Linked DNA regions of Mus musculus: regions 1, 2, 3, 4, 5 and 7 are each linked to region 6. A link is a loop called in an ENCODE intact Hi-C map of the cell type or tissue named here. Cell type or tissue: left cerebral cortex. All regions are shown on one strand. Region 1 overlaps Caln1 (calneuron 1). Region 2 overlaps Caln1 (calneuron 1). Region 3 holds the start of Gm40337 (a long non-coding RNA gene). Region 4 overlaps Caln1 (calneuron 1). Region 5 overlaps Caln1 (calneuron 1). Region 6 holds the start of Caln1 (calneuron 1). Region 7 overlaps Caln1 (calneuron 1).

The links. A loop is a pair of places that touch in the nucleus more often than their neighbours do. Peaks named below come from ENCODE experiments on the same cell type or tissue, not always from the same donor. Only the 100,000 strongest peaks of a DNase experiment are listed, where the experiment ranks them.
Region 1: it touches region 6 in a loop (1.9-fold over the local background); 2 of 42 quality-filtered maps call a loop at or near these places.
Region 2: a loop joins it to region 6, with 1.9 times the contacts of the local background. A loop is called at or near these places in 3 of 42 quality-filtered maps.
Region 3: it touches region 6 in a loop (5-fold over the local background); 6 of 42 quality-filtered maps call a loop at or near these places.
Region 4: it touches region 6 in a loop (1.8-fold over the local background); 3 of 42 quality-filtered maps call a loop at or near these places.
Region 5: a loop joins it to region 6, with 2.5 times the contacts of the local background. A loop is called at or near these places in 2 of 42 quality-filtered maps.
Region 7: it touches region 6 in a loop (2.6-fold over the local background); 5 of 42 quality-filtered maps call a loop at or near these places.

What each region holds. Positions count from the first base shown.
Region 1 is chr5:130,553,043-130,557,042 of GRCm38, reverse strand. The region is part of intron 2 of Caln1 (calneuron 1); the gene reads right to left. Among named protein-coding and RNA genes, the nearest start is that of Caln1, 110 kb to the right of the region's middle. In left cerebral cortex, no CTCF peak of the experiment used is centred here; no DNase peak of the experiment used is centred here.
Region 2 is chr5:130,676,048-130,680,047 of GRCm38, reverse strand. The region is part of intron 4 of Caln1 (calneuron 1); the gene reads right to left. Among named protein-coding and RNA genes, the nearest start is that of Gm40337, 180 kb to the left of the region's middle. In left cerebral cortex, no CTCF peak of the experiment used is centred here; a DNase peak (open chromatin) is centred at 1,956.
Region 3 is chr5:130,851,911-130,855,910 of GRCm38, reverse strand. Gm40337 (a long non-coding RNA gene) reads left to right here and starts at 670. Exons shown (of 3, transcript XR_868569.1): 1 at 670-688; 2 at 829-971; 3 at 1,351-1,786. In left cerebral cortex, a CTCF peak has its summit at 2,348 (motif pointing right); DNase peaks (open chromatin) are centred at 1,286 and 2,362.
Region 4 is chr5:130,669,828-130,673,827 of GRCm38, reverse strand. All of the region lies in intron 4 of Caln1 (calneuron 1), which reads right to left. Among named protein-coding and RNA genes, the nearest start is that of Gm40337, 180 kb to the left of the region's middle. In left cerebral cortex, no CTCF peak of the experiment used is centred here; DNase peaks (open chromatin) are centred at 1,045 and 2,218; H3K27ac peaks cover 705 bases.
Region 5 is chr5:130,561,221-130,565,220 of GRCm38, reverse strand. The region is part of intron 2 of Caln1 (calneuron 1); the gene reads right to left. Among named protein-coding and RNA genes, the nearest start is that of Caln1, 110 kb to the right of the region's middle. In left cerebral cortex, no CTCF peak of the experiment used is centred here; a DNase peak (open chromatin) is centred at 2,268.
Region 6 is chr5:130,448,233-130,452,232 of GRCm38, reverse strand. Caln1 (calneuron 1) reads right to left here and starts at 3,441. Exons shown (of 6, transcript NM_021371.2): 1 at 2,775-3,441. In left cerebral cortex, a CTCF peak has its summit at 1,798; DNase peaks (open chromatin) are centred at 1,888, 2,383, 2,935 and 3,511; H3K4me3 peaks cover 3,077 bases; H3K27ac peaks cover 1,832 bases.
Region 7 is chr5:130,809,253-130,813,252 of GRCm38, reverse strand. All of the region lies in intron 4 of Caln1 (calneuron 1), which reads right to left. Among named protein-coding and RNA genes, the nearest start is that of Gm40337, 44 kb to the left of the region's middle. In left cerebral cortex, CTCF peaks have their summits at 1,102 (motif pointing right) and 1,765 (motif pointing right); DNase peaks (open chromatin) are centred at 474, 1,773 and 2,207.

The DNA.
Region 1 (4,000 bases), 100 kb before region 6:
CATGCATGATGCTTTGTAGTTCATTCTAAAATCACATGCTGGATGTGATTATATACATCTGTAATCTTACCACCAAGAGAGTAGAAGTAAGAGAATCAGGAGTTCAAGACCCTCTTTCACTAAGTAGCAAGCAAGTTCAAGGCCAGCCTGGGCTACATGAGATCCTGTGTCCAGAGAAAGCCACAAATAAAAAGACTTGGAGGGTCCCATAGATGCTGGTAAACTACAGACTTTATGCCATGGGGTCTTGTGTAAGCCAGCCCTTTCCTTTATCTCTTTCCCTTCACACTCACCATTAATGGGCTCCAACTACCTTGACCTTCTGTCTTTTCCTCAGGCCCACACTTATTCTCACCTTCATACTTAGGGTTCACAAGGCTCTGTCCCTGCATGGTCCTGAAGTACAAATTTCTGGTTTCATTGGAGACTCAGTTGTGCCATGTGATTTTTTTCTGTAGACTGTCTTATGAGATGATGTTTTTCTGAGTACAGACACGTGGTGTTTTTCTGGAAGCTGACTGGTGAAAGGGCATGTGGTGTTTGTTGGAGGGGTCACTTGAGAGGTCATGTGATGTTTGGAAAGAGAATAAGTATAACTCAACAGACAGTGAGCAATGCTCTTACATTGGTTCGTCTTGTAACTCTTTGCTGATCTTCACTGGGCTTTGCTGATGCTGATCTTTGCTGATGATGCTCTTGCATTGGTTCACCTTGCTTTCTTTGATGATCTTCACTTTGCCATGACTTTGTAGAGAGAAACACACCAAAGAATTGGTGGTATTCCAGCTGATTCTTGCAGCTTCTGTGAACTCCTGCTGATTGGTGGGGCCTCGAGGTTCTCTTCTGGATCGAGCCACTACTGCTGATTTGTATTTTGTTAGTGGACTAGACTGCTAACAACAAAGATTGGAATCCCCTCAAAGAACTATTTCTAAACAGGTCTACAAACCCAACTTTTCTTTTCCCCTATCTCTAGTGGGTAATGGGCTAGAAGGGAGATTGAAGCATTGAAGAACCATAATTAAAGCAGGTTGAAAAATTTAAGCCTACATATAGCAGACAATTTTTCTTTCTTCAGATGTCAATCCCCTGAACATCCCACTTCCTCATGTCATTTCTGTCTCGTCAAACCTAGATTTTGTGTGTTTCTGAGTGTCCTTTCTCCAGTGTCAGAAAGAGAGCCCAGGCCTTCAAGCAAGCAGTGCTGAACCAAACCCCACCTTTTTGTTCCATTTTCTTAATGGTATTCACAACTAGTTTGTATAATCTGGCAGATTGGATATCTAATATACACAACACCCTCTGTCAGAAATATAAGCCCTGGGCTGGGGATGTGGCTGTGGTAAAGCCTTTGCCTAGCATGTACAAGATCCTGAGTTCTGTCCCCAGCAGCAGATGATTAATTGCCATTCTTATTGTCTTTGATGCCCATAAAGGTTTTCTTTGCCTAGGATCTGGAAGTTTCACACAAGTATCAGACACATAGTAAATGTCTGTTGATTACACAATGGTTTTACTAGGCAGGACTCTATGGTTTTTAATTTTTCCATTTCCAAATTTTACAAATGCATTATTTTCATAGTACTTTTGAAAAGCCTATGTAATCTTAAAGATACTGAAAGTTATTAAATATTTTAGATTCAATTCATTTTTATAAAAATCCTTCCAGAATTACCAGTATATAAGAAATGAAAGCTGTCTTTGACTGTGTTCAACTTCTTTTTATGCATTCTGCTATGCTAATTCCATCATAAAATAAACCAATGAAACAATGAAGGTTCTGAAGGAAATGTTTTAATTTTAAATTCAGACACGTCAATGAATTTTTCCATTCAACAAAAGCTCCAGATGACATTCTGTTATCTTAATTTAGGTTATTTAAATTTTTGCTTAAAAAAAATCAAAATTCCCTTAGAAAGGTAGTTGCAGGTGGTAATGTGTTTTAAAGATTCATAAACAGAGGTGATGTCGGGGAGGAGATTTTTCTGTTAAACCTTTCTTATTACAAGTTAACAACACTCAATAATAATGGTCGTCTTCTTTTTATCTTTTTTTTAAAAATCATTTTTATTTACTTATTCTCTCTGTGTGTACATGCAGGTATACATTGCATGGGCTTGTGTCTGTGAATGTCCATGTGAGTGTACATGTGTGTGTGTATGTGTGTGTCCTGCGCATGTATGTGTGAGTGTATGAGCTCACACACAGAAGACAGCTCTAAGGAGTTGGTTCTTTTCTTCTTTTATGTGGTTTCCAGAAAGAAATATGATCATCAGGTTTGGCTTCAAGTACCTTTACCAGCTGAGTCCTCTTGCCACCCTCATGCTAGTTATTCGCAATGAGTTCAGCTTATACTGCATTTATGTGTTATTTCTTTATAATAAGTTAGAATGCATGTAACACACTAAATACGAATCACACACGAAGATAAAAAAGAGTATTCCAACAATACTGAGCAGATGCCCTCACTTCTAACTATGGCACTGTCCTCACCTTTCTGATTCTTCGTAGCCTCCACCCACCTGCTTTTGTCTTACTGAAAATGACAGCCATGGGTTACAGATTGTTAGCAATGGCCTCTTTACCATCCACACACGTGGGCCACCATCCCCTGTCCAGAGCCCGGGGCTTCAGAGTTAAGACCCTCTGCGGGGTGTATGTCCCAATCTCATTCTCCCACACACCTCAATAAAATTTCTCTTCCTTGCCTTCCCTCCTCAGGGAGTCTTGCTGAATACAAAGAATAAATTATTTTGTGTGAAGAAATCCTGGGCTGTCCGATTGATCTTTCTAAAATGAAAATGTGATTGCTAAACCCGCAATGAAATCTTGCCAGAGACTCTTCACTGCAGAAGAAATTAACTCAGACTCCCAGAGGCCTCCTGCTCCAGGGTGCCCCTGACCCTTCTCAACCCTGCAAACCTCTAGAGGTCATTGCTCAGCTTTTTCTGCCCTGTCCATGGTCCTGACAAACCGACCGTGTTCTGGTTTCACTTTCATTCCTGTGATGAAATATCCTGACAAAATGCAACTTAGGGGGGAAAGAGGTTTAATTGACTCAAAGTTCCAGGTCATAGTCAATAATTTCATTGAAGTTAAAACAGAAACTTAAACTATCACATCCATAGTCAAAAACAGATGGAATAAACTCATGGATCCTTGCTTGTTTGCTGTGTTTGTTCAGTTGGCTTTCATTACTCTGGTTCAGGGCACAGCCTAGGGAATGATGCTACCCACAGTAGGCAGAGTCAATTAACAAGTAAGAAAAATGCCTTATACAATACCCACCAGCTAAACTAACCTAGATAAAGTGAAAGAATTATTGACTCTTTAAGGTAGTATTAACTAGTTGAACAACTGGAACACCCACTCTGCTTTTTATTCCAGGGGATCTCTCCTGTGTCTTCTGATTCTGAGCAATTTGGTTGAATCTCTTTTGTAATGATTGACAGATTTTAAAATTTGTGTGTGCGTGTGTGTGTGTGTGTGTGCATATGCACATTCATGATTTTAAAATTTGTATGTATATGTGGTATGCATGTGCATAAGCATATGCACATTCACCTGTAGAATTGAATGCCTGTGTTGGTAGTTGATATTTTTATATGTATGTGGTGTGTGTGTGTGTGTGTGTGTGTGCATTGTACTTGCCTGCATATAGACCCACATATATATGTAGGCATATGTGTTTGGTTTACATCAGGGCTTTCCCTCACTCTCTTCCATCTTCTTCATTGAGTCAGAGTCTCTCAGTTGAACCAGAACTCCCCAGTACCGGCCAGAATCGTTATCCAGCCCATTCTGTCAATCACTCTCTCCCCCTTCCAAGCACTGGAATTACAGGCAGGCTGGCTTGTGGTGTTTACATTGGTACTGAAGATCTCTGTCTCCCAAGCTTCTTCACAATAACTATCCACTAAAATCATCTCCCCAGCCCCAGTGTTTGCTACTGATTATTGCTTTAACAGGATCTAGAATCACCATAGAAATGAATATTTGA
Region 2 (4,000 bases), 230 kb before region 6:
TTCTTTTAATAAATGGTAAAAGATTATGTATACAAAAGTTGTCTTAAGATACATTTTTTTTTTTAAGATTTACTTTTAAGGTGTGTATGAGTGGCGAGTGCTTAAGCGTGTGAGTGCCTACAGAGGCCAGAAGAGGGTTTATCTCCTGAGCTGGGGAGTCAAGACGTTGTGAGCTGTTCTAGGAACTAAATTGTTCTGTCAGAGCAGCCAATACAAGTGCTTACCACCAAGCTATCTCTCAAGCCCTGTAATACATTTCTTCAGGATGTTTTGTAAACAAATGCTTATACATCTATTTTGTCCACCTATACATTAAAATATCTCAGGTGATGATAACCTGAACCTGAGTCCCTGGGACCTGCATGGTGGGAGGAAAGAATGCCTGATGGATGCCCTTCTACTTCCACATGCACACCATATCAAGTATATATGTATAATGCATAATATATAATATGTACCATTTGCATGAAATAACAAATGAAAATGAAATACTCTCAGGTAAGAAGGGTTAATAAATGGAAATCCTTATGAAGCCCTGATAGTTACACCTAAGAGTGTGATAAATAAGGAGTAACTCAAATTGCCAAGCTAGATGGAAACCAAGATCAGAACACATCTATAAAGAAGGCTGGCTGGTTTATCCCAAAGGTCATTCAGAGCCTCTCTGTTTTGATCAAGCGCCATAACCAGGGTGGCTTTGGACACTAGACTCCCGAGGTTTCTGATGCAGATATTCGGGGGTTGTGGGGTCAGGAAATTTCCTTCTGATAAGTCCCAGTGATGCTGTCAGCTAATACTGTTGGTCTTTGGCCAACATGGTTGGGTAACTGTGTCAGCTCAGACATTTCCATATTTCACACCTAGGGAAATTACTTTGGGCATTCAGGAGCTTGCTGTCAGTCTAACAGGCACAGTGATGGACACTGCTGCTGAGAGATAGTTGGGCTTTATCAGAGGAAGAAAGGAAGAGCTGCAGTGCGGATCCAGGACTCCGAGAGAGTGGCAAGTTGACACAATATTAGAGGAGAAACATCCAGCTGGTGCCAGATGTGATGAGTGGAAGATGTGCCAGGAAAAGCTCAGTTGATTTAAATAAAAAAACGAAGCCATGATGGTATCTCATTCCTGTCATTCCAGCTACTTAGGAGGTTTTGAAGAAGTGGTTTCCCAAGTTTGAGTCCAGTCTGAGAAACAGGGAGTTCAAGGCAAGTTGAGGCAACTTAGTGAGACCCTGACTCAAACAGAGTTGGGGCTGTAGCTCAGTGGTAGAGCGCTCACCGAGCATGTGTGAGACCCTGGGTTTAATCACTAGCAATACACACACACACACACACACACACACACACACACACACACACACGGTGGGGGCAGACAGAGAAAAACAGAGAAAGAGAGAGATAGAGAAAGACAGAGACAGATAGATAAAGAGACAGACAGAGAAAAAGAGACACAGAGAGGAAGACAGAGGCAGACAGTGATAGACTGAGAGAGACAGAGAAACAGGGAGACAAGGTATAGAGAGGCAAACAGAGAGAGGAAGGAGGAGAAAGAGAGAGAGGGAGAGAGAGAGGAGGTAAGGAGACCAGAGAAAGGGAAGGGGAAGAAGGTAAAGAGAAAGGACAGGGGTGGGGTGGAAGGAGAGAGGAAAGAAGAAAGAAAAGAGATGGAAAGAAGGAAGATCTCAAAAATGAAGTGTTCTTAAAATTTCCAAGCCATAGTCCCATGCATCAAATCCTTCATAGAAATGAACACTCTTTATTTCACAGAACCATCTCCCTGCAACCTCCTTCAGCAGCCAGCCTCATGCAGGTAACCTCTAGTCTTACACATTAAAAAAAAAATCATAGCTATTAATAGACGCTTACTAGCTGGAGTCTGCTTTTTCTTTATTTTAGCTTTTCCTCTCAATTATGGAAGTAACATATGCCCACTGTTGAGATTTTAGACAACACCTCCACCCTCCTACCACACAGAATGCCACTGTCAACTTCTTAGCCCATCCCTATTCCTTAAAGGCATAGCAGATTTTCCATTGCAATGTAACTGCACTTGGTCAATTTTTCCTACATGTCGTGAACATGGGGCATGGAGAACCCTCACCTACCAATAAAGTGAGCCATGTTACCACCTGTCAACCATGGCTATAGAAACAGCATGTCTAACATTCCAGGCAGAACACAGGATAGGGTTTGGGAAGGATTTTTTGTTGCTGCTGCTGCTGTTGTACAGCCTTAAAAACTGATTTATTTTAAATATGTGTATTGGGAGTGTGTGGGGGGGGGGATATATGCACATGTGAGCACACAAAGTCAAGGGTATTGAATCCTCTGCAACCAGAATTCCAGACAGTTGTGAGCCACCCAACATGGGGACGAGAAACCAAACTATAGATCCTTTACTAGAGCAGTACACCCTCTTAACCATGGAGCCACCTCTTCTTCCCAGTGTGTTTGGATTACACCAACAACCATGAGTCCAGAACTTAAGCAAAAAAAAAAAAAAAAAAAAAAAAAAAAATGGAAAGCTAGAGGAAGGAGAGAGGAAAAGCCAGACAGCAATGATTGGGGATGGAGAGATAGAAGCCAAATCTAGAAAGATTCGTAGGGGGAAGCTGCAGATATTGTATGATTCTCCCACAGGTAGTTGATAGAGGTTCTGAGCAGTCCTGTAGTTAGGCATTTGGGGACTGAACAAGTCATTTTGGTAAGCAGGTCTGTTTGAGTCCATTATAAAATGATAGTGAGTTGGGTGTATATGGGAGGGGTCAGAGGTCATTCTCAACCGTCAATCAGATGCTTTCTGCCTTCTTTTCTTCAGACAGAGTTTCCCACCAAGTAGGCTAGGCTGGCAGGCCAGTAAGACCCCAAGGATCTACCTCTGCCTCCCAGCCTCGGGTTACTAACCCACTACCATGACAAGATTTAAAAAAAAACAACCAACAACAACATAGATTCTGGGGATCAAATCTCATGTTGATATAGCAAAATCCTTACTGAGTCATTTCTCCAGCCTGCAACTTGTATACTTTTATGCTAGGATATTGACTTGGTCTTGGATATTGCACAGATCTAGCTGTATGGCCAATTAGACATTGTCATGGTCTTAAGAACTGAATGTAAACCCCCGCCCCATCATATGTTGAATGGTCAGTAATAACCTGTTGGTGGTGCTATTTTGGGAGGCTCTAGAAACTTTAGGAAGTGGGACCCAGCTGGAAGCATTAGGTCACTGGAGGTTATGTCCTTGAGGGTATATTATCTCTGCCTGCTTCCTGCCTCATGTAGGGATTACAAGTATGCAGCAGTGCACCCAGGTCTTGATGTGGTGCTTGGGATGCAGAACTGTATGCATGCTAAGCCGGATTTCTACCAGTAGACCCACACTTCCAGGCCCTCTTTTCAATGGTTTAAGTGTAGAAGCCCTGTCACCTTTTTTTTTTCACATAAGAAACGAGATTAACAGGGATGGTTGGGTGATCATGGGGTCAACAATGCTGTTGAATCTGCTGAAATCCTCATTATTATCCTTGTGATGGTTTGCAGTCCTCAGACTTGTAGAAAAGCCCAAAATAGTTCCTCTGAGGTCAAGGAGGAGAGATTGTTAAAGGGTCCTTGTAACACATGAGCTCATGTAGACACCGAACAGTAACTGGCTCTCTCCTTGCCAACCTAAGGGGTATCTCCAGCAGACATTCTAGAATACAGATGGGGTCCTGGTGTGTAGTACAAGGAAGGAGTGGTGCCACAATGAAGAGCTGAGGACCACACCTTTCGGTTGTCTCAATTACCCAATAGTATTGTTTTATGGCAATTCCCACCATGGATGGAAGCTTTAACAGGCAAGAGGCAAAGGAAACTTATAAGGCTCAGAAAGTTCCTAAGGTTTACAAGATTCACAAACCCCATATCAGCAGTAACAACTGATGGGGAGGGGAGCTTCTCTACTCTGCTGAACTGCCTATAAGTTCTGAATGAGAGCTCCAAGGAGGCAGATGTTTTTG
Region 3 (4,000 bases), 400 kb before region 6:
TGTCTGTCTGTCTGTCTGTCTCTCTCTCTCTCTCTCTCTCTCTCTCTCCTTTCAGTCTGTGTGTGTGTCTGTCTGCCTGTCCACCTGTCTATGAGTAGCTGGAATGATGGATGTGTATCACAAAGCTGGTGTGTCTTGCCTCCAACATACCCTCTTGCCTTTTCACCTTAGCCAAGGGTTGAAGCAGCATGGGATGAATGGGATTAGCCCGAGAGAAATAAAGATTTTCTCTTCTCTTCTCCTCTCTTTCTCTTCTCTTCTCTTCTTTTCTCTTCTCTTCTCTTCTCCCCTCCCCTCCCCTCCCCTCTCCTCTTCTCTTCTTTTTTTCCTTTTTGAGACAAGGTCTCTCTGTGTAGGTCTGGCTGTCCTGGAACTCACTCTGTAGATCAGGCTGGCCTTGAACTCACAGATTCACCTGCCTCTGCCTCCTGAGTGCTGCACTACCACCTGGCTAAGAGAGACTTGTTTGTCAGTCTGTTAGACTATTGAGACAATGGACCCTCATCCCCTCAAGTTAGAATTTCCCCAGGTATCTCACACTGGAAGAAGGAAGAGGGACCAGCCGAAGGAGAATGTCTCCTGGAAAAAGATTTCTCAGTTCTACCTTGTCAGCTCACCTTACAGAATGAGACTAAAACCCAAGGTCACTGGAAGACAAGAAGACTACACTTTGGCCAGAACAACTTGGGTATGCATGTCCCGGCCCTTGACTGAAGCTTTGATCCTGCTTCAGAGGCCCAGAGATGGGTTTTGGAGTGTGTGGGGTGTGTCATCAGATTGACGTGTCCACATTGAAGAAATCCCTCCTTTCTGCTTTCTACCATTAAGTGTGGCTCTTTCAACCAGCTTACTGAGGTGGAGTTGCTGAACCTGGATTGGGACACAGGCTGTGATCCTTACGTTCAACATCAACCACTCAGTCCTGGCCACAAACACCACCTCATCATAGACTCCCCAGCTTCCAGAACCAGGTATCAGACATGTCTCTTTCCATCAGACATGTCCCTGTCTGTGACAGTGACAGAGCATGACAAGATTAGGACTAAGAGCAGTTCCTAATGACATCAAATATCCCTCAAACATCCCCAGACATCTCTCTCCCATCAGTCTTCGATGACTGAAGGTGCAATTACTAAGAATCTAGGAGGAAGGGCTGCCCACACCCATTAGAAAAGAACAACTGAGAAACTAAGTCTCAGGCAATGGCTGAGTCGGAGCTGGGTGGGCCACATGTGACTCAGGCAGACCTGACACATTCTGTTCTGTGTTTTCTGAGTGAGATCTGTGGGTGTGTCGTGGAGTGGGCGACTTCTGTTTGAGTCAGAAAAGCTCTCTCCTGATTTCCTCCAGGTCTGCGTCAGATCTCCTGGCGGGACCATTCCGCCTTAAAGGTACTCTAGGGTTTGCATGTGGGTGGGGGTGGGCAACACAAATGGAACAGGGTCCAATAAACAGGAAGTGATTGTGTTTCAAGGTTGGATTCAGAGCACCGCATGCATCTCTCTAGCTGGCTTCCTTGCAATTCCAGCACTGGGGACCACTGACTCCCTCCCCCAATATGTGACATTTCAATATTGGGCACAGGAGAACAGTGACTGAAGAGGACCAAAACTAGAGATTAAGATAGGCTAAGGCCAGGCTCTCAGGACAGAACAGGTAAAATCTGGCTCGCTATGCTCACAGAGGTTTGAGGAAAGAGCGGTACGTGAGCAGGTGCTGTGGAGGGGTCTCATTAGGTAGATGCATGACAATCATTGTCCCACTCCCAGGACCCTCACGGAGGAAAGGCAGAACAGAACCTAAAAAGTTGACCTTCACTCAAACACACACGTGTAATATTAAGTAAGCAAATAAATGAATAAATAAATAAATAAATAAAATGTGACTTTTTTTTCCACAAAAGAAAAAATACATAAGGCAGTGTGAAGGTCAGGATGTGTCAGAGATGAAGGCTCTGTAATTAGTAAACTCTGACACCAGAAGGCAAGTCACATTCACTTACAGTGCTCCAGTCTAGGTTAACCAAAGATTATCCACTCTCTGCTTTGGGCTGAAAACTGGTTAAAGACAAGCGCGCCCCGCCCACTCCCCCGCACCCCCCACCCGAAAATCTGATTGGCTTTCAGTGTTGTGTCTTTACTTAATAAGTGCATTAGATAAAAGCTCTGCTAATGAAATGCAACAGGAAGCAGTGAGATCCTGGAATCAGTCCCGGAGACCATGATTTTTGAAGTCTCTCAAGCATTTCCAGCTGTGAACTTGGCTACAAGCAGCCCCCTGACTCAGAACAGGTGGATAGATTCCGCAATGACAGCTCTCTGCCACCAGAGGGCTCTCGGCACGCGGCGTAAGAATCCATGGGAGCTACCGGCAGGGGGCGCTCGCTGCCCGCAGCAAGTTTCACAAGCAGGCCAGAAAGACTAGTTGTGTAACCCTCAGACACTTTCTAACTTTATGTTTCATCTGAAGAAAAAGAAAAAAATCTGGTTTCAGGACCATGTTTTTCTGAGTCCTAGGAGAGAGAGCTTTGGATGAAGGTCACTTTGGAAGTAAAGGGAATGAAAGGAAGAAAAGAAAAGGGAAGTGAACAGGAAGTGGGAATTCACGCCAGTCACCCCCAGTTACCCCAGGTACGCTAAATCTCGAGACTGGTGATTCTAAGTTAAAGGCTAGCTGCAACAACTAATGTCCCCCGAGTATGGGGCTGAGGATGTGGCTCAGCCATAACGGGCTTGCCTAATATGACCAAAAGGCCCTGAGTTCATTCAATTCTCTACTTCCACCAAATAAAACAGAAACCCGATAAAAGGAGACAGAAGATGTATCCACCAAAAATCCAACCCTGGGCTAGGAGTGGTGGTGTTCACCTGTCATCAGGGTACTTGGGAGCTTGAGGCAGAGGACATGGTGAGTTCAAGGCCAGCCTGGGATACATAGAAAGATCCTGTTTCAAACAATAACATTCTAATCCTGGCATCACGAAAATGCAATGGTGAATCTAGACGTTTCTCTTTAATGCTAGCTGTTGTGGCATTTCTGTGTGCTGTCCCCATCCTGAGAGCCCCACCCCCCTTGTTTTTTGTTTTTGTGTTTTCTCAGCGCCTCCTCCCTCAGTGCTGCACAACTGGAGCACCCAGATTCAGTCGATGGGAGAAGAGCCCCCTTTGCAGTCTGTCCTGCCATAGCATCCCTGGCCTCAGTTTCCACATCTAAAAATTAAATTAAATAAAAAATGAAATCTACTGATTTCTAATGTCGTTTTTACCCTCCTGCCATTTCAAAGAGTCAGGGTTCTAACCTTCCCCCAGTTATCAGCAGTGCCAGGGGAATTTTAAAATATTATGGCCTCGACACTCCCCCGCCCCCTCCCTGCAGGACGATGGTAATTGGTCTGCAGCGGAAGGGATCCTGCAAAGATTTTTTAAAAGCTCCCTGGGTGACTCTAATGTGCTGCTGAGTTCAGAACCTCTGGCATCTAATTCCCCTGCTGGGAACTCTGCAGACTGGCGAGTCCCCGTCCAAAGCATCTCCCGCAGGAAAACCAGGCTGAGCGGGAAAACAGGAGCAGAGTCTTTGGAGGCCTGGGAGTTGGGGGGGTGGGGGGTGTCTCATGAAACTTGTAAGCTTGGTAGGACTTTCTGACGCCCAGGCAGGACAATGTGACAGTGCTTCTCTCAGAGTGGGAAGAGAAACTGCCTTTCTCTCTTCGCCCGAGCTCCTCCCTTCTGCTTCCTGTCTTGTTTCCCCTTCCCTCCCCACCCCCCACCCCCACCCCCCGCCCTAACCTTCACACACCAACTGGGTCCCAGCTTCAGGTGTTTGCAATGGCTTTCTGGATTCGCTGGGTATATAGGCTTTCCGTCTTTCTTTCCCCACCCCGAAACCATTTTTGGCTAATGTATATTAGTTGTGTAGTGGGGAGCATTGTATGGCTTCAGACATTTCTTTTTAAACCCGGTTTATTCATGCTCTATGGCACAGGTATGGAGGTCTGAGAACA
Region 4 (4,000 bases), 220 kb before region 6:
CCCTTTCTTCCTGACTTTACTGGGAGGTAGTTTTCTCCCATACTTAAAAAAGACAATGTGGGGCCAGGCATGGCAGTGCATACCTGTAATCCTAAAGCTGGAGTAGCATAGACAGATAGAACCCTGCAGTTCACCGGCTAGCCAGCTAGCTTAGCCTATTTGATGTGCTCTAAGCCAGTAAGAGCCTCTGCTTCAAAGAGAAGGTGGATGGTGACTAAGGATGTCCACTGTCTGCCATACACATGTGCATACATGTGCACATGCACTTACCCAAGAACACATACATGCGCATACACAAAAGCTAAGTCTGAATGTCCTCACGCAATCTGCACACCACACTCTTTTTTACCCTTCCCCTTTAGGAGAGACCCGTGTCAAGTCAGGATACTTAAATGGTACTCCAAAAAGGCCCTGATGGTGGAGATCTGAGAACAGGTTGCCAGCCAGGGCAATGAGGCAGCCTAAAGTACATCCCAGAGCTTCAGCCAAGCCTTCTGATGATCACAACAGGCCTCTTGACAGCAACCTCCTGAGAGACCCAGAGCCAAAGCCTCCAGCTGAGCTGCTCTCTAATTCATGACTTACTGAAACTCAGAGACCTGCAGAGTCACACATTGTTGTCTGCTCCGCATTATGATGCCACGTGAGGAGCCACAGCTGAATCTGAGTACCTCTGCTTCTGTGAGGTCTGGATACCTACCAGGCTCTGATAGAACACCCTGCCAGTCTCTTAGCATGGTATCCTTTCTCCAGTATCATTTCCTCCTGATGCTAATATCCCTTACTGGAATACCAGAGCCAGAGACTGGCCTTTCTGCTCCTCTTTTATGCTAACTTCAACCACTGCCACAGACAGAAACTGATGTGTTCGTGCAAGTTCTATCACTTGGACATGTGCACACCCCACCCCCTCCCTGCCACCCCCAGCCACCCAAGCGTGGAGGCCATGAGCTTCCCTCCATGCAGGGATGGCTGTGGCAGGCTGTTTCACACACTTTCTCAGTGATCAGGCAGTAGAAGGGAGGCAGAGCTTGGCAGCTGGGGACTGCTAGGATGCTGCTCTTCTTTGTTAGTCACTGTTCTGAGCTGGGGGAGTAACTGCAGGAGAGGAAAGATGCTGCATTCCAGAGTTCGTTTAAATATTACAGGGTGAGTCTGGGATAGGGATGGGGAGATGGTTCAGTTGGTAAATAGCTTACCTTACAAGCAGGGAGACCTGAGTTTGACTTCCCAGGATCCTCCTCCCCATATGCACACAAAACCTAAACCAACCAACAAAACAAAGCAAAACAACAACAACAAAACCTGAGTGTGGCAGCCTGAACTTGTAATCTAAGCAACAGGGGAAGCTGAAATAGGAAGATCCTAAGGGCTTGCTGACCAGTAATGCTAGCTCAATCAGTGAATTCCAGGCCAGTGAGAGACCCTGCTTCAAAAACAAAGGTAGGTGACTCCTGAAGAAGGACACATATGTACATACACATGAACACTCTCACACATGCACTCACATAAAGTACACTTTTAAAAATCAGTAATCTCAGATGTAATTTCCCGCCCTTGGCTCACTTTGCAGTACCTCCTGTCTCCTCACTCTGGAGGAGGGAGACTGACAGTATAACAAACCCAGAGAGCGGCTGTGATCATGATGGGGTGATGGAACTCTGCTAAAGAGAGTCAGTATTGTGTTAAAAAAAAATACTGCCTGCTCATGGAGATGCCAAACGGTAAAGAATCTGGAGAATTGGGGCCACTATATGAGATAGGGATCTGATACCCATAGTTCCTTCTGTCTTCTCAGATAGCAGCAGGGGTGGGGGTGGGGGGAAGCACAGAGCTCAGGATGCCCTGTGGCATCTTCCTAGGCTAGGGTGAACCATGAAGGCAGAGTGCAGGGTAGAAAGAACTCATGGCAACTGTAGGTAAAGTGCAGACGATCAGGCTCAACCTGGACGGGCTGAAAAATGGCACTGCTGTTTGGACCCAAAATGTCTCCTACAGGGCCATGGTTCAAATGCTCTGATGGCTCTATTTTGGGACATTATGGGTTCTTGAGAAGACAAGTCCCTAGAGGAAGATCCTCAGGGGATACGAAGGCTGACTCCTTCCTGGTTTCTCTCTCCTTCCTGTCCACTGTAAAGTGAGTGACCATCTCTCCAGTGCCACGTGCTCCCATTGCCATGATGGTGCCTGGCAAGTCCCATTGTCATGATGAGTCAGATCACGTCTGAATCCTCTGAAACCGTGAGCCAAAATGAGTCTGTCTTCCTCTAAATTGCCCCTGCCATCTATTTTTGTCACGGTCAAATGAAAGGTATTTATATGCTCATTGGCTATAAGGTAGGCGAGTACCAGAGTGATTCAAGATGAGTAAAAGATAACCATATGCTTATCTATCTTAGGAAAGTGTATTTACCAAAAACACTGTTCTAAGAAATCAAGGGAATACTGTGTTTTGATGGTATTTGTAATGTTTTAATTTATTTTTCCTGGGTTTTATTTGTTTCTGTTTGAAATTGTTTTGGTTTAGTTTTTGCTTTTGTGAGACAGGGTCTCACCCTGCAAACTCTGTACCCCAGGCTGGCTTCAAACTCAGAGCAATCCTCCTGCTTCAGTCTCCTAAGTACCAAGATCACAGGTATGCACTACTCTGCCCAGCTTCCGTAGTGTTTTAGATGTCTAAAGAGAAATTCCATTCAATTGAACTCAGCAACGTATCTGGCTCATGTTTTAAAAACAAAGATTAATGACCCGTTCCCCTAATTCCATACTCATAAAATAATAGTCACATTTTAAAATAGAGACGTGAAGTAAAAATGATTTAGTGGCACTCTAATAATTAGAATGTAGGCATCAGTGATCTCCAACAAGGATCCACATGACAGAACTGGCCATAAATGGATAGCGTTGAAAGCAGTCCTTTGATAAAACCAACATCTCTTATGAAGCACGGGAGTAGTATCAAGATTCAACACAAGCTACCATCCACCCTGTCAGTGAGGAAGCTCTTGGAATTGTCAGGTTTGAGCTAGAAGCTACCAAGACCAAGTTTACCTGTATATATACAGACATACACACACACACACACACACACAGAGAGGGGGGGTCTCTCTATCTCTCTTCTCCTCTCTCTACTGCTTTCTCCTCTCATTCTACCCTCTATCCCTGTCTTATTTCTCCTCTCTCATGTCATCAAAACTGCCATAAAAGAAATGAAAGATGCCATGCTGTGATTGCATGTGAACTGTGACTATGTAATCTTCAGTTTCCCAGAGGACATTTACTAAGCATCCTGAGCAATCAGGGACTACAGTAACCACACCCCTATGACAAACACACATAAGAGGGCCAACTCTTGTCACTGAGAGGACAGGTACATCTGATTGGAAGCAAGTCCTACAGAGTCCTCAGTGACTGCATGGCATAGGACCGCCACCTCTTCTCCCAACCCACCCCTAAAACCTCTAAGGCAGAGGTTCTCAACCTGTGGGATCATGACCCCTTTGGCGGGGTCACCTATGATATGTTGTGCATATCAGATATTTATATTATGATTTATAACAGTTGCAAATTACAGTTATGAAGTAGCAATGAAATTTATGGTTGGGGTCACCACAACATGAGGAATTGTATTAAAGGGTCATTAGGAAGCATTCTTAATTAGCATTAGGAAGGTTGAGAACCTCTGCTCTAAGAGGAGACCTCTACTCTGTCTCATGGAATTGAATTCTCTTCAGAACCCCTCTCATGCCTATTTGCCTATAGTGCTAATAATGCCCCCTCCCAATAAACCTATTACCCAAAAGGACAACTTGCTTCATTGTCTCTCTTGAACCCCTACACTGAGAACTTTCATGAGTTTAGCTCAAAGTAAGAGATATTACAGGCAATACCAATGTCACCCTTTCAAGGTCTCTAGGAGGAAGTCCTTCATGAGTCAGATGTAGAAGAATTTCACCTCCACAATTGCAAACTCTGCTCCAAAGAAAACATACGAGGAGAC
Region 5 (4,000 bases), 110 kb before region 6:
ATGAAAGTGTCAACAAAGCCACACTCCCTCCTGTGGTCCTAGGGGGTCAATCTAGTTCCTTACCATTCCAGCTTCTCCTCACAGCCTTCTGAACTCCCTGGCTACATATTATGCAGCTATTTCCTCTGACTAGAAACACCTCTTTCTAGAGAATTCTGGGAGCTAAGGAAACCCATAAGGCTCAGGATGCTCAGGACGTTACAGGACTCAAAGATGCCTTCCCAAGGTTACATAACCAATAATCAATTTCTGGAGAGAGTAGACTCTTTGATGGATCAGACCATATGTTGTACAGGAAACTTCAGGGATGTAGCTTTGGTGAGTCACCACCCATGTAACTGGCATGAGCTTTTTCATTGATGCAGCTGCCTTTGGATCAGTCACCCACACTCCTAAAGGTAACCCCTTAACCCTCCTTCTGAAAATATCCTCAACAAACTTACAGGTTCACTAAGTCAGGTATGGGTAGTGTCCTAGTTTGTATTAACTGTCAACTTGACATAGCCCAAGAAAGGGAGCCTCATACAAGATATTACCCAAATCAGACTGGCCTGTGGGCATGTCCATGCATGTTGATTATTTATTGATACCAGGGGGGCTCGGCCCACTTTGGGCGCCATCATTCCCTAGGCTCTATGAGAAAGCTAGCAAAGCATGGATCTGTGAGTCAGTCACTGTTCTTCCCTAGTTTCTGCTCCAAGTTCTTGCTTGAGTACCTTACCTGGCCTCATTCAACAATAGATCTAGAACCGTAAGGGGAATAAACTCTTTACCCCCAAATTGAATTTTGTTTGGAGGGGTGCTTTATCACAGCAACAGAATAAAATGAGAAAAGGTAGGGTAAAGGTCTGGCATCATGGCCCCATCTAAGGTTAACAGGTCAAGGTCTCCCAGAAAAAGTCACTCAATACTATGGCTCTTTCTATCCTTCAGGCCAAGCATATAACATCTCCTGACTCTGCTCCTCTGCTTCCATCCCATTCAGACCTCTCTTTCCCTCTCAGATATATATAAAACCTGTAGTTCTTTTGGATAAAAACATAGTCATGGGTTCTGGGAAGGGCTCACAGCTTTGCCTGGAGGAATGTTTTATTCTGTCAACCACAAGAACTGATCTTGAGTCTGTGGACTTTGTTCTGTAGACAATAGGGGGAAATGGGAGGCTTTTAATCAGGAAAGTGACCTGATGGAACATAACAGGGAGCATGGGGAAGAATGCAAAGGACATCTTGGACCAAGTCAAAGCAAGGACAGAGGGATAGGCTACAGACTTGTCATCCCGAGTACTCAGGAGATTGAATCACAGAGTCCTGAGTTCAAGATTAACCTAGGATACAGAATGGGTTTAAAGTTAGCCTGGGCAACTTAGTGAAACCCTTTGTCAAAACAGAAGGTAAAAAGAGAGCTGGGGCATGGCTCAGTAGAAAAGAACTTGCCTAGAATCCCCCAGTTGGTATAGTATTGGTATGTAGCTCAACAGATTGCTTGCCTCACATGAACAAGACTGTGAGTTTGATCTCCACTACCACACAGAAACAAATACACTTCATTTCGTTGTCTAATACATAATCAATTTTGCGGAATCCCCATGGTCTGTCCAGAAGAGGATTCATCCCTTCTTTAGTTGTGTTTAAGTCTCCCCCGATCAAGTAAATCTTAAGTGATTTTTAAAGTAGCAATGCCCATCTCAGGAATGCATTCTTAATGCAGGAAGCTCACTTAAGAGTAAAGTAAAGCTTGAGTGCCCAAGACCAGGAAGAGCACAGCTGCGTGCCGTCAGATCCTTTGCCAGGCTTTCTGCTTCAGAGTGATGAATGGCCACGAGAAGACAGAAATGGTCACATCAAAGACTTGGCTTCCTCAGCTTTCCAACCACCCAACCTAGCATTTCAAGTTTTGGCAAAGAATCATGAGACCTTTGTTTTATTTATTGCCTGTGATTAGATAAAAACATCACTGTTGCCAAATCCTACCAGACTTCTTCTAAATATAATGTGCAACCTTTTAAGTAAGGATCCTATGCTGGGTCCTGCCATCCATCTCCTAGACAGAATTGATTTGTTTCTTTATTGGTTGACTGATCAGTAAATGATCTCACTATGTGGCCCAGGCTGGCCCAGAACTCACAACACTTCCAGCTTCAGCATCCTTAGTGCTAGTATGACAGGCCAGCACCATGCCTGACTCTTCAACTGGATTTGCAAGTGTCACACGTGGAAATTCTTCTCATCCTACTACCAGCCCCTGTTCACACTTCTAGCAAACACCTCCTCCTAAAAGAACTTACGGCCAATGTTGTATCTACAAATCTCTACAGTTATAACTTAGGACCAACCTAAGAAGATTTTAAAGATACATAAAAAGAATTTACAATCAAATTTGGGTCAGAGCAGGACACGGGGGAAGGAAGAAGCAGAGGCAGGAGTGCTGTATGACCAGCCTGAGCTGTCAAGGAAGGAACTGTCTCAACAACAAGGGAGAGATGGCTCAGTCAGTAAAATGCCTGCCTTACCAGCATGAGGGCCTGACTTTGATCCTCAGAACCCATGTGAGTGGAGCCAGTATGGTGACACGTATTTGTCATCCCAGTGCTAGAAGGGGATTGGTAAAGCTAACTGGTAGATTGTCTGGGCTTACTGGTCAGACAACCCAGCAGGACGGACAAGTTCCAGGCAGAGAAAACAAGGAAAACACTTCCTAAGGAATGACACTGAGGTTGCCCATCAGCATCCAGAGTCCTTAAGGGCAGAGAGGGCACATGGACTCTGTACATGGATTGACTCATTACATCTGGCTTCTGTCTGATTTATAGACACAATATTATAGTATCTCAGTTAGTTCTCATGAACGGTCCTGGCACCCGTTGGATGGAGCGAACAACTGAAGCTCAGAGAAACTCAACCCATACAGTCCAGGGCTTGAATGGATCAAGCAGGAGAAGAGTTCAGACTTGAGTTCAGAGCTGGTTATGGCTTAGCCAACACAGGATGCTCCCTTCCTGAGAGGTAGGGACATAGAGGACATCATCGTGGATAGCCATAAATAGCAATTAGAATTGAGGTTAAAACAGGACAAGAGACAGACTGGGGAGCACAGGATGAGGTGCCCACATGACAACAGCTGTTCCAGGCAGACACATCTGGAACTGAAAGCCAATTTGGGGCATCATACAGGGATCTCCTCCAGTCTCAGGCAGGCAGAGTACATGATGGAGAGTGGAGCGGGCAGCAGTCCATGTCCATGCACATTGACAAAAGACTTAGCTGCCTAGATGCAGGCTTGACATAGAGTAAGACTAACAGGAAGCTGTGAAACTACTTCAGAAACTCACCCTGATGATGGGGAGAAAGAGCTAGCCCACTTAAGACGACCCGAGGGCAGATAGATTTCATGAGACGGAGGACAAAGAGCATCCCAACACGGGGCTGAACAGAAAACTGAGTGCCTACAAGTGCCATTGCTCTTGCAGAGGACCTAGTTCTGTCCCCAGCTTCCATGCCTGGTGGATCACAGTTGCCTGTGATTCCAGCTCCAGGAGATCCAACTGCTCTGAACATTACAGGCAAACACACACACACACACACACACACACACACACACACACACACACACACATTTTAAAGTGATTATTTCTGTATAAGAAATTCATACAGAGTCATATAAGAATTCATATAAAGCCTCATTTCTTTGTTTCCCCCAAATAGCAACATAAGTTGAAAACTATCTTCATTGCCAAGAAAACTGAGGTCTAATTTTCAACTTCTTTACTACTTAATGACAGGGGATTTATATATATATATATATAAATGAAAAAGTAACACACTGTATAAGATTAAATATATGTGTGTGTATGTATGTATATATATATATATACATATATATATATATATATATATATATATAATTATATGTATATGTATATGCATGGGCTAGGGAGCTGGTTCAGTCAGTAAAATAATGTTGGCTTTATAAACCTGAGAACCAGAGTCTAGGGATCCAT
Region 6 (4,000 bases):
GCACCTGATCAATGACAGACAAGACTGACCTCGGGTCTCCACACCTGTGCACAAATACACTTACACCTGCACACACAAAAATACAGAGAGAGAAAGAAAGAAAGAAAGAAAGAAAGAAAGAAAGAAAGAAAGAAAGAAAGAAAGAAGAGGAGGGAGGGAAGGGAGGGAGGGAGGGAGGGAGGGAGGGAGGGAGGGAGGGAGGGAGGGAGGGAAGGGCCGGCAGATACCTTCTACCCTGTCCGGCTGCCCACCCTTATCTACCAAGAGGAAAGGGGTTCAAGGATTCCCATTAGGACTTAACTGTGAGTTTTCTCAGTGATACCAGCTGAATTAAATTATTTTGTTGTTGGTTCATTTGTTTTGAGATAGGATCTATGTGACTGGCTGACTGATTGATTGATTGATTGAGAGAGAGAGTCTCACAATGCAGCCCAGCCTAGCCTCAATCCTCCTGCCTCAGCATCATAGGTGCTGAGGTCACAGACCTTAGCCACCATCCCTGGCTACTTATTCTCTTTCTACAAATGACTCTATGCCACACTGTCAGTGAAGGCTGGGTTGGTGGCAACTGTCACTTTCAGGATTGGAAAAGAGGTGGCATTTTAGTGAACAATCCTAAAACAATTCGAAAGGTGCCCCCCAGCTGCTTCGATTAAACCACACAAGCTTCAACTGACTCTGAAAAGGCCACCTTTCAGAAGCCACCCAGCTCATGACTAGCCTTGGGTATCTGCCAGGACCCCGTGCACTGCTCAAAGAAGTAATGAACAGTCTCCATGACCTGAGCACCATGGGAGGATGCTAAACGAGTCACAGCAAGGGAGCTGCCAGCCCAGGAGAGATCTAAAGGGTCACCTAAGACTTCAGCCAACACCTCACAGTGCAGAATTAGTGAGTACAAGCCAACGGTAGGAAGTGGGGACTTCACTCAGTGGTGGAGCACTCCGAGGAAACGGATACCCAACATTGGGTGTCATCCCCAGTAATGCCAAAGAGAAAATAAAATAAATAAAATCAGGGGGGAAAAAGATGGTTCAGTGGTCAAGAGTGCTTGCTGCTCTTGCAGAGAGGAACTGAGTTTGGTTCCCAGGGCCCATGTCAGGTGGCTTACTTACTTACACTGTAACTCCAGCTTCAGGGAGATTCTATGCCTCTGGCCTCCAACACACACACACACACACACACACACACACACACACCAAATAAGTAAGAAACTAATAAATAACAATAACAACTCACATTGATTGTTACCATATCACTGATGCCCACCTTGCATTAATTAATTAGTTAGTTAATTAATTAATTAAAATGTTAAATCACCACCTCCAACAACCCCAAGGACAGCCGGAGTGGTGCTCTGTGGACAGCATGTCTTGCACCCCACCCTGTAAGACAATTCACACGAAGCAGCTTCACAACCTATGCTTAGCTCCGGGGTGTGTGTGTGTGTGTGTGTGTGTGTGTGTGTGTGTATGTGTGTTTAAAGTTGATCTTTGAGACTGGGAGACAGCAGTTCGATGCAGAACACGAGTCCCTCCACGTGCACAAAAGCATAGGGTTAGAACAGTGCCCCGTTGTCTCTCCTGGTCTTGGTAACTCTGCAGTTCAGACTGCACTGTGCCACTGCAGAACGTAGTTAAGAACACAATTTATCAGACTTCACAGTCACACGCTACCGACTCTTGGCTGCTATATTGTGGACCCAGGAATGTCTCCTTTTTATGTAAAAACAATAAAAAAGAATAGTCTGGGGCCTAGGGATGGCGCCCCAGTCTTGGCACCTAAGGAACTGCATGCAGGCACAGCTACCCCTGGAGGTAAGGAATGAGGCGCAAATGGGATCTCTCACAAACTCCTCGGGCAAAGGAACAGCTTGGAGAAGAAACACTGGGATGGGGGCCGAAGATGCACGTGTCCTGCACTGTGGAATCAAACCGCAGCGCTCAGTCCTGGCTTAGCACCATCTGCTTGTGGATCAAAGTATCCTCGGGTTCTCCCTGAGGCAAGACTAGAACTACCTGCTGCTGCCCAGGCGCCCTCAGACCAAGTCTGAGGAAGTTCACTCCCTGAAGCGCTGGTCTGGGGAAGCTGGGCACCCAGGCAAACCTGGCTTGCGCTAGAGAGGCGGAGTGTCTACCTCTGCCCTCGATCTGGATTAGTTCCAAAGCTTGCCACCCAGAGGTCCCGGTGGGACTGCCTGAGGCCTCTAGGGTCACCCCATGTGCTCCAAGACCACCGATCCTCCCCCAAGGAAGCGAGCATCGGGGTGGGAAGATGGAGATGGAGTGATCCATACCTCCCACCTCCCTAGATAGATCGCCATGACTCCAGCTTCCCGGAGACCAGAATGCCACCAAGGACTCCCACTTAGGCTGCGATGCGGATCGGATCCCCGACACCCAAAGCTCCCTTTTCCCACAACCTGGGTGTCCCCGGGGGCGCGCAGCCCGATGGCCACTAGCACCCAAGACTCCACGAGCTGGGCACAGTCCCGGGATTCCCACGAGTGTACCCAGGCCCTTCTGCAATTCCAGCGTTCCTCACCCACCCTAAGCATGAAGAGAGATCAGGATGGCTCGGGTGACACCCCGGCCCCGAGAGATGGGGTGCTAAGAGCGGGGCCAACAGGTCCGGGAGGCGCTTGTGGGCAGCACACCCGCCCACTCCGAGACTCGCTAGGATAGGGGCATCCGGGGAAGGGACCATTGAAGCAGCGAGGGAGGCAACGATGCAGGGAGGATGCAGGATAAAGACTGGGAGAGAGCATCACTCACCTCTCCTGGAGCCGGAGCTCCGCTGCCCGGCAGCCCAGGCACCTCCTCCGAGGCCCGCAGGGAGGGGGCGACGCGAAACAGAGCGCTCAAGCTGGCGCTCACACGCGTCCCCGCGCGGGCATCCTTCCTCTCCGTAGCCGGCTCCCACGGCGTGCCCCCACTCTGGTTGAGAGGCCGCTTTGCCCAACCCAGCGGCACCCGGGAGCCCGGCGCGGCGCGAGTCTTGCCTTTCCCTTGAGTCTCACAGCTGGGCTTTGCAGAGCCCGCGATGATCTAGGCTGCTCCTTTCTCCCCTGTCCTTGTCCTCGCCTCCCGTCTGGGGGAACGTGCGCCCCGCACCCCCTGCACCGCTCTCGCCTCTACCCCTCCCGCGCCCGCTGGCCGCGCGGGCTTAGCCCATGTGCGCGGCTGCCTCCTCGCTGCGCCCGGGAGCCCAGTGGCCGAGGCCCCGCCGGAGTTGCGCGCCCCAGAAACTCCATGCAGCTCCGGCCTCCTCCCCAGTGCCTCCCCGGTTCCTCCAGATGAAGAAGCCTAGCGGTCTCTAGCAAGGAGATCCCCCTACCACTCTTGGCTTCTTCCCCCCACCGAGGCTGGAGCCTGGTTGCTGGACTGGCTTGGCCACCCCAGTCTCTCTTCTCTTTTCTCCCAGGATTGGGGACCTCCCACCCCCACCCCCACCCCCAAAGCCTCTCCAATGGCTCCCTCCGTTTCCAGGCAGCGCAACCTGAGGAACGCCTCGGTGCGCGCGCACTCACACTCACTCACTCGCTCGCTCGCTCACTCGCTCTCTCACACACATGCACGCTGCACACACAGGCAGACACACGCGGGGGGCGAGCTGCAGCTTAGCAGCCGGCCCTCTTTCCTCTCCTCCCCAGAGAAGCTGCCCACGTTCACATTCGCCAATTGCTTGCTTCTCTCTATTAAACACCTCAGCCCCAACCCAAGCACGCCCACCCCTACCTTAACTCCTTCTTCCCGGATGCCCGATGCCCACGGTTACACCTGAGTCCCCAAATGCCATGGGGGAGGAGGAGGTGTCGACGGAAAGGCTGGTAGTCAAAACCAGGGTGAGAGCAAAATGCTGTGAGCCATCCCTTCGCTATGTCTACGAAGGGCATAAGCACACACACCCACCTCTCATCCCGCGTCCCTAGAGCCCCAGAACATGTGGCCCGTCCCCACTTCTACCAAGGTCATAGTATAGATTCCATAAGAAAGAATGG
Region 7 (4,000 bases), 360 kb before region 6:
CCATCATGTACATTCCGGGAGTCAAACCTGGGTCCTTCAGAAGAGCAACTGGTGCGCTTAACCTCTGAGCCATCTCTCCAGCTCCTACCATGCCTTCCCACCTCCATTCTCCTATAATAGACACCCTGGTTTGATACGACATCATAAAATTGCACAGATGCCCCTATGTTGATACCTGAGCTGAGGGTGTGGGTATAGCTCAGTGAGTAAAGTGCACACACTTGGTGCACACACTCCTGCACAAGGATACACACTCAGAGAAAGCTAAGCAGAGCTTTCTGGTTCCTTCTGTTTGGGGTTGGGTGAGTAACCTAAGTTTTCTTCTTTCAATAGCCTTTATCCATTCTCCAACACTAGCAGGACTTTTTCTCTACCCTGGAGATTATGCACACATGTACGTGTGTGCGTGCATGCACATGCACGCATGCGCGCGCACACACACACGGACACACACAGTTTCTGTGCCATATTTAGACATATGTTTCTGCAAAATCTTGGCTCCAGCTTAGCCAGGCTTTTTTATTTTTATACCAACATTGTGTTCTGCCTCCTGGGTGCTTCTTGCAACCATTTGACAACTCCTCCTTTGTTCTAGTTCGATTTTTCCTCTGGAACACAAATTACTCCTAATTAGCTGTCTATCCTGTTCTTCCATATATTTCATCTCTTCCCAAATAATTTTCATGTTTGAGTTCTGGGCTGTATTCTTCTTTCTTTCTTTCTTTCTTTCTTTCTTTCTTTCTTACCATGAAAAGATCATTTTGCTCCTTTTAACTTTCTTTTATCCATGCCTATGTGTGTGCACACATGTGTGCATGTGTGCGTGCGTGCGTGCGTGCGTGTACACATGAGTTCAGGTACCCCCAGAAGAGGGTATTGGATCCTTTGGTGCTGAGTTATAGGTGGCTGTGCACCACCCAATATGTATGCTAGGAACTGAATTCAGTTTTTTTTTTTTTTTAAGGAGCAATATATTCTCTTAACTAGTGTGCCATTTCATATGACTCCTTCCCTCCCTCACTTCTCCCTCTCCCTCTCCCCCCGCCCCCTCCTCCTCTCTCGGTACAGTACCCACACAGGCCAGAAGAGGGCACCAGAGCCCCAGGAGCTGGAGTTACAAGTGGCTGTGAGATTCCTTGATATGGGTGCTAAGAACTGAACTCAGGTTCTCCAAAAGAGCAGTGAGTGGCCTTTACCACGGAGGCATCTCTTGAGTCCCTCATTCTGCCTCTGATTGGCTGAGTCAAGACCAATTCTTTTTGCCTTTATTTTGGTTCTGTAATTTTAGTCTGTTTCTTTCTTGACCCAAAGTGTCATGAGTTACTCTCTTGTTTTTATGTTTTTTTTTTCCCATATAATTACCTGGTGGATGCCTCTCTCTCTCTCTCTCTCTCTCTCTCTCTCTCTCTCTCTCTCTCTCTCTCTCTCTCTCTCTCTGTGTGTGTGTGTGTGTGTTTGTGTGTGTGTGTAGGTGCACATACCCACAGGTCAGGATATCTCTTCTCATGTTCTATCATTTTCTACCTTATTCTCTCAAGGCAGGGCCTCTGTCATTTTTCCCTTGTTAAATCTTAAACAGCTTCCTGACCATCCTCTTTTCAGATTAAAGTGTAAAAAGAGTCAGAGGGTGCCTTCTACTATTTTTCCTTGATTCGATTTTATAACTTTTTAATTAGTATAGCTTGAACATTTTATTTACTTATTGACTATTTTGTCTGCATATATGTCTATGGACCACACGAATGCAGTGCCCAAATATGCCAGAGGGGGGCGCTGGATCCCTTAGGACTGGAGCTACAGATAGCTATAAACTGTAGGCTGTAAGCTGTTACTAGGGTGAGGGGAAATAAACCTGAATCTTCTGGAATAGCAGCCAGTGCTCTGGACCATCTCTTCAGCTCTCTTAATTTAATTTTCAAAGGCAACTCTTATTCTCTGGGATATAAGTGAGATGGGTTTCTCTCTGTGTGTGTGTGTGTGTGTGTGTGTGTGTGTGTGTGTGTGTGCGTGTGTGAGTGTGTGTGTGAGTGCATGTGTGCCTCTGTGCATTCATGTCTGTGGAGACTAGAGAACAACCTTGGGCATCATTTCTCAACTGTCACTCACCTTTCTCTTTATAAGACAGGATCTCTCACCAGCCTGGGACTTGCCAAATAGGCTAGGCTGCTGGCCAGCTAGCTCCAGACATCTTCCTATCTCCAATCCCAATCTCTTGTTAAGTATGCACCACTATGCCCAGTATCCATGGCACTGGAGACTGAACCCAGGGTTTGTATGTGCTAGGCAAGTCTTACCCACGGATCTACAGCCTCAGCACTAGGTGATTTGAGAATAGATCTTGCTCTGCAGTGTAGGCTGGCCTGGAAATCACTCTCAAAGTCCAGACTGGCTTCAAGCTCTTGTTACTTCTCTTTCCTCAGTCTCTCTCATGAAGGATCACAGGTTCAAGCACTGTGTCTAGCTTGCAAGTTAATCTTGTTTATTTCTGTGTCAGACTCTGCCAGTTGACAAAGAGCCCTTGGAAAAGATGCACCACCTCTAATTCAGTGGCTAGACCGGAGCGTGTGGATGCATTACGATGCATGTTTGCTGAATGGATAAGTGGCAACCCTCCATTTCTTCTCCTTCCCCTTCCTACCTATACTCCCTTCCCCCACAAATCTGTCATCAGGAGGCCAGGAAAAGTATCTTCTGCAAGGAGACGTCCAGTGGAGACTCACAGTGAAGAAGGGAAATTGAACTCCTGCTCCCGCTGTGATAGGAGCCTCAGGGGGCCCTGGCTGCAGAGAAATTCTGAATTCTCAACAAGATGAAAGCCAGGCCACTAAAAGGACAAAGCCCGAGGCACACCACAGGCCTCCCACCCTGAGGTCTTCCCCATCCCTGACTCCCACTGAGACTAGCACTGTAGGGGACCACATCTTCCCTGACCAGATTTTAGGCTAATCCTCCTCTCTTCCAACTGTCCCAGGTGTGGAATTCATTTCATGGTGCCATTTAATTCACCTTGAGGGAGTTGAGGAAAGGGGTCAAATAAATTCTATTATAGAATAATATTCTATATTCCTGTTCTTCCCTGTGCCTAGTTAAAAGGGTGTCATTCTAATGTTCTACAGTAATCTCCTTCTATTGGAACACTTCCTCCAGGAAGGGGGTGCTCATGGGACTCAGGACGAAAGCAAACTTCCCATACTTAGGGAAGCTGGAACTCTTCAGATGCTGGAGTTCACGAGGTGCTAGGAAGCAGCTCCCCAAGGTTACAGATGCAGGGAATGATGATGGGCAAGGAGACTCTGACCATCACAGCTGCCTAGAGGAGACTCTCTGGCCTGGCCAGCTGCCTACAAATCCTGCAGAGAGCTCTTATGTGTTGTCACCCAGGCTGAGATGGGCTTTTGGTGATAGAGCAGCTTTTGAGTTAAACGTGGTCCTGTAAGTCACACCTCACACATACTCCTAAATGACCCCAATGAGTCCCAGTGAACTCATTAAGTTCACCAAGTTAGACTTTGGTGGCATCTTTGGTCTGTCAGACCCCCTAGCAGGCATGAGAAGACTTTATCTGTTCATGTGTCCCTATGAAAAGTCTCACCCACCCCATCAACCTCCCAAGAGAAAGGGCTGCCTAGAAGATCAATAAAACAGAACATCTTCACTTGGAAGTAGAGCTTTTCCTAATGTGCAGTAGTGACCTGTAGTCTAGCGTACTTAAAGGACCTAGAGTAGCCAAGTCCTACCTGCATGGCTGAGCTATCTCATATGTTTACCCCAGCATATATATATATATATATATATATATATATATATATATATATATATATATATATTAGACTATCCCATCCCTGTAATTTCATTCTGCTGTCTTCCGTTTATCCTTGGACACACACCATCAGCAGTGCAGACACCTCTCCTCCAAGTCTATCAGCACTGCTAATGGTACTGTTCAGCCACAGCACCAGAAACTCCATAGTACTTATAAACTTCCCTGCCTCCAGGGTTT